2 separate regions of the Homo sapiens genome follow, and region 2 is linked to region 1. Evidence: read pairs that join two places in POLR2A ChIA-PET (ENCODE). Cell type or tissue: GM12878. All regions are shown on one strand. Links, peaks and the distances in the headings refer to the core of each region. The heading gives the core; the rest is flanking DNA.

Region 1 (2,807 bases), core at 188-2,687:
CCACCCACCTTGGCCTCCCAAAGTGCTGGGATTATAGGCATGAGCCACTGCGCCAGGCCTATTGGCCTCTTTTATTTGCATTGCTGCCTCTTTCTGTCACTGACCACCCCACCATCTCCCCCTCCCACTGGTCCTATCCTATTTCCCCTCTCCCTATGGCACCCTCTTAGCTGGTGTGGGGGGGCAGGACTCCCCAGCCCAGGTTCCCTGGCTCCCATCCAATGCCTGGCCTGGCCGGGGTGACCTTTGCAGTGACAGGCTCCCTGTCAGAGCTCCAGATTAGCTATGTCTGCCGGGAAGTGCTCCAGGTAAGGAGAGGCCTGGGGATTCTGGGGATGGGAGGGGAGGGTGGCCCCACTCCAGCCCCCAAACACTCACTGTCCCCTTGTCCACCCTTCTCCCCAGGGACTGGCCTATTTGCACTCACAGAAGAAGATACACAGGGACATCAAGGTGGTCTGGGGGTGTAGGGGTGCTGTTGGGGGGTGGGGCCCAGGAGATGGGAGTGGCATTTCAGGGGCTCAGGGATCAGGGTAGTTTGAGCTGGCGGAGTGGGCTAGCACTGGGCTGGGGAGAGTCTCTGCAGCCTCCCATATCCCCTCTCATTCCCAGGGAGCTAACATCCTCATCAATGATGCTGGGGAGGTCAGATTGGGTGAGTAAGGCTGGGGGTTGAGCAGGGGGGCTGACTGGGGGGCCGGAAGCGCAGTGGACCCCAGATCACTATGTCTCCCTCTGCTTCCAGCTGACTTTGGCATCTCGGCCCAGATTGGGGCTACACTGGCCAGACGCCTCTCTTTCATTGGGACACCCTACTGGTGAGTGGCGCCCAGCGGGCAGCTAGGGGTGGAGTGGGGGTCAGTGGTTTTTCCTACCCTGGTTCCCCGGGATCCTCTTTCCTGGCTCCGTTCCCCTGCCTCGTCCTTTCTCCTTGGAAGATTCTTTCATTCTCTCTGGGTGTCGCTTGAGTTTTCCATTTTCCTCTCTCTTTGTGCCCTTTTCTGGCCATTGCTCTCGGTGTTTGTGTTGATTTTTATCTTGATTTCTCTGTCCCTCCATATCCATTTCTGTCTTTTTCCTCTAGCTCAGTTTGCAGTGCTCTCTGTCTCTTTGTTTCTGTCTCTCTCACTCTCTGTCTCTGCCTCTCTGTCTTTTCATTTTGTTTTGTTTTTAGAGACAGGGTCTCACTCTGTGGCCCAGGCTGGATTGCAGTGGCATAGTCACGGCTCACTGCAGCCTAGAACTCCTGGGCTCAGGAGATCCTCCCACCTCAGCCTCCCAAGTAGCTGGGACCACAGGTGTGCACCATGACACCTGGCTAATTTTTAAAATTTGTGTAGAGATGGTGTTGTTTTTTTTTTTTTTTCTTTTTCGTTCTTTTTTTTTTTCTTGAGACGGAGTTTTGCTCTGTTGCCCAGGCTGGAGTGCAGTGGCATGGTCTCAGCTCACTGCAACCTTCACCTCCCAGGTTCAAGCAATTCTCCTGCCTCAGCCACCAAGTAGCTGGGATTACAGACGCCTGCCACCACGCCCGGCTAATTTTTGTACTTTTAGTAGAGACGGGCTTTCACCATGTTGGTCAGGCTGGTCTCGAACTCCTCACCTCAGGTGATCTGTCCGCCTTGACCTCCCAAAGTGCTGGAATTACAGGCAAAAGCCACCGTGCCCAGCCGAGATAGGGTCTTGATAAGTTGCCCAGGCTGGTCTCAAACTCCTGGGCCTAAGCCATTCTCCTTGCTCAGCCTCCCAAAGTGCTGGGATTACAGGCGTGAGCCATCGCGCCCCGTCTGCATCTCTGTCTTCATCTGCCTGTGTCTGTCTTTACTCCTGTCCCTCTGTCTCTCCATCTGACTCTCTGTGTGCTGCGTCTCCCCTCAACTCCTTCTCCTTCTCTGCCCCTCCTTCCCTTCCTGTCCCCATGCCACCTCTGGCTCTCTGAGCGTGTCTGCCCCCAGGATGGCTCCGGAAGTGGCAGCTGTGGCCCTGAAGGGAGGATACAATGAGCTGTGTGACATCTGGTCCCTGGGCATCACGGCCATCGAACTGGCCGAGCTACAGCCACCGCTCTTTGATGTGCACCCTCTCAGGTAGGCAGGCGTGGGGTCCCCAGGCCCAGAGATCCTGTCTAGCCCTGGCCCAAAGCCCACCCTCAGCTTCCGCCTTCCATCCCAGGAACCTCCAATTCAGGGATCACCACTTGAGCCTACCTTTGCACGTGCTGCAGCTCTATTTTTTAAATTTAATTTAATATTTTATTTTATTTTATTTTTTATTTTTTAAGACAGAGTCTTGCTCTGTTGCCCAGGCTGGAGTGCAGTGGCACAATCTTGGCTCACTGCAACCTCCATCTCCTGGGTTCAAGCTATTTTCCTGCCTCAGCCTCCCGAGTAGCTGAGGCTGCAGGTGTGCACCACCACGCCCGGCTAATTTTTGTATTTTTAGTAGAGACGGGGTTTCAACATGTTGGCCAGGGTAGTCTCGAACTCCTGACCTCAGGTTATCTGCCCATCTTGGCTTCCGGAGGTGCTGGGATTACAGGCGTGAACCACTGCACCCAGCCTATTTATTTATTTTTATTTTTATTTATTTATTTATTTTTGAGATGGAGTCCCACTCTTGTTGCCCAGGCTGGAGTGCAGTGGCAAGATCTCAGCTCACTGCAACCTCTGCCTCCAGGGTTCAAGTGATTCTACCACCTCAACCTCCCAAGTGTGGGATTACAGGTGCACGCCACCATGCCTGGCTAATTTTTGTATGTTTTGGTAGAGACGGGGTTTCACTATGTTGACCAGGCTGGTCTTGAACTC
Region 2 (2,807 bases), core at 176-2,675, 62 kb after region 1:
GTATTTTTAGTAGAGATGGGGAGGTTCGCCATGTTGCCCAGGCTGGTCTTGAACTTCTGACCTCAAGTGATCTGCCTGCCTTGGCCTCCCAAAGTGTTGAGATTACAGGCGTGAGCCACTGTGCCCAGCCTATATTTTGATTTTTAAAATCGTGAGTAATTATATATTCAAAAAATAAAATGAATACACTTTTCCCAGTTGCAGATTATAACTTTGTGTAACAGATGTTGAGCTGTAAAATGTCAGGTAGGTGACATTAAACCCTGTGATCTGTGCAGCCCCAGTCAGGAGAGATCATTACTCATTTTCAATTGTGAATCATGTGTACTTTAGCTCCTGCAAATGCTTTTTGCTTCTCTTGTAGCCACCCCAGACTCTCTCCCTAAACCTGCCAGGCTCGAGAGTAGGGCTGAGACCCCCAGCCAGGGCCCAGCCCCCAGGAAGTGCTCACTGACTATCGATTAGACCAGATTAACAGATGAATCTGAAGGCAGTGTACTCTGAGGCCAGACCGCCTGAGGTCTAACCCTAACCTTGTCACTTATTAAGATGGGTGACCTTAAGCATGTCCGTTTAATCTCCCTGTGCCTCAGTTTCCACATCCATAAAATGGGAATAAAAAGCAATCCTGGCCAGGCGCGGTGGCTCACGCCTGTAATCCCAGCACTTTGGGAGGCCGAGGCAGGTGGATCATGAGGTCAGGAGATCGAGACCACCTTGGCCAACATGGTGAAGCCCGTCTCTACTAAAAATACAAAAATTAGCTGGGTGTGGTGGCGCATGCCTGTAGTCCAGCTACTCGGGAAGCTAAGGCAGAAGAATCGCTTGAACCCAGGAAGCGGAGTTTGCAGTGAGCCGAGATCACATCACTGCACTCCAGCCTGGTGACAGAGTGAGACTCCTCCATCTCAAAAAAAAAAAAGCAGTCCTGCTGGGCATGGTAGCTTATGCTGGTAATCCCAGCACTTTGGGAGCCTGAGGTGGGCTGATTGCTTCAGTCCTGGAGTTCAAGACCAGCTAGGGCAACATGTCAAACCCCGTCTCTAAAATAAATAAATAAATAAAAGTAGCCGGGTGTGGTGGCACACACCTGGAGTCCCAGTTACTTGGGAGGCTAAGGTAGGAGGATCACCTGAGCCTGGGAGGTGGAGGCTACAGTGAGTTGTGATCACGCCACTGCACTCCAGACTGACTGATAAAGCAAGACCCTGTCTCAAAGAAGCAAAACAAAACAAAAATGTTTTACCATGTAGGGTTGCTGTAAGGACTAAATGAGCAAATTCATTTATACGCAGGGCACAGAGTGAGAATATGGTAACTATGAGCTCTTCATGAAGGTGGAGGGCTCAGGCACAGTGAAGGGTAAGAGGCTAGGAGGGATCAGCTGGGAGGCAGGGTCCGAAGGATGTGAGGCTCAGGTTCAGGGAAGCAGGCATTGCCCCTCAGGGTTGGGGAGGGAAACGAAAAGGCCAGCTGTGACAAAGGCTGCCAAGATGACAAGTCAGAGGGGACAGTCAGAGGTAAAGAGGTCACTGATGATCTTGGTCAGAGGAGTTTCAGGAGCCTGACAGGGACGGAAGCCGGCAAGCCCCGAATCAGGGAAGGAGTGGGAGGTGAGAACAGATGATCAAGGGCAGATGACTCTTGCAAGGCGTGGCTGAGAAGCAGAGAGACACAGTGAGGCTCTTGGGGGACAACTGGAAGGCATGGGGCACTTTGATTTTAACTCAGGGAACCCTGAGCTTACCTAAGTGCAGATGGCCAGTCACAGCTGCAACCCATAGACTAAGAAGCCATGGGCCAGGTGCAGTGGCTCACACCTGTAATCCCAGCACTCTGGGAGGCTGAGGCGGGCGGATCACTTGAGGTTGGGAATTTGAAACCAGCCTGACCATCACTTGAGGTCGGGAGTTCGAGACCAGCCTGACCAACATGGTGAAACCCCCGTCTCTACTAAAAATACAAAATTAGCCAGGCATGGTGGTGCATACCTGTAATCCCAGCGACTTGGGAGGCTGAGGCAGAAGAATCACTGAACCCAGGAGGCGGAGGTTGCAGTGAGCCAAGATCATACCATTGCACTCCAGCCTGGGCAACAAGAGCAAAACTCCGTCTCAAAAAAAAAAAAAAAAAAAAAAAAAAAAAAAAAAAAAAAGCCGTGAATCCACACTGATATAAATGAATGGATGAATGAGAAAATGAAATGAAATGGACAAGAAGGAAACACTCTTTCTTACAGTAAAATGGTGCCTAGTGATGGTAAAGCATACGGCGAAATGAGAAAACCACCATTTGTCAGCTACTAGAGGAATAATTGTTTCAGGCAAGAATCATCAATGGATGATGACCCCAGAGTTAGCAGAATATTTACATAGCCTCAAAGTATATCCTCATGAGACACTTATTGATTCCAAAGGGAATAACAGTAACTTCATTGTGGAGCCCCTGGTGAACACCGAGTTAACCAAGCCATCCAAGTTAACAACAGTAATGGGAAGAGACATTGGCCAGGTGCAGTGACTCACACCTGTAATCCCAGCACTTTGGGTGGCTGAGGCAGGAGGATCGCCTGAGCCCAGGGGGTCAAGGATGCAGTGAGCTAGGATTGTTTGACTGCACTCCAGCCGGGGCAATAGAGCAAGACTCTGACTCTAAAAACAAATAAATAAGAAAATAAACAGTAATGGGATGAAACCACATGTGCCTCCTAATACATTACACTGAGGACACATCACTTCTCTGATATTCCTGCAAAAGATGCATAACCCTAGTCTGATAATGATGAAAACTCAGACAAACCCACACTG

What was found. Peaks named below come from ENCODE experiments on the same cell type or tissue, not always from the same donor. Only the 100,000 strongest peaks of a DNase experiment are listed, where the experiment ranks them.
Region 2: POLR2A ChIA-PET joins it to region 1 with 7 read pairs; 19 of 35 experiments call an interaction of 5 or more read pairs at or near these places.

Annotation. Positions count from the first base shown.
Region 1 is chr19:38,611,891-38,614,697 of GRCh38, reverse strand. It overlaps MAP4K1 (mitogen-activated protein kinase kinase kinase kinase 1), which reads left to right. Exons shown (of 31, transcript NM_001042600.3): 5 at 253-308; 6 at 406-453; 7 at 613-655; 8 at 746-818; 9 at 1,956-2,087. Among named protein-coding and RNA genes, the nearest start is that of MAP4K1, 4.7 kb to the left of the region's middle. RefSeq lists an enhancer at 1,499-1,999. In GM12878, for the core only: no CTCF peak of the experiment used is centred there; no DNase peak of the experiment used is centred there.
Region 2 is chr19:38,550,374-38,553,180 of GRCh38, reverse strand. All of the region lies in intron 89 of RYR1 (ryanodine receptor 1), which reads right to left. Among named protein-coding and RNA genes, the nearest start is that of MAP4K1-AS1, 45 kb to the left of the region's middle. In GM12878, for the core only: no CTCF peak of the experiment used is centred there; a DNase peak (open chromatin) is centred at 1,570.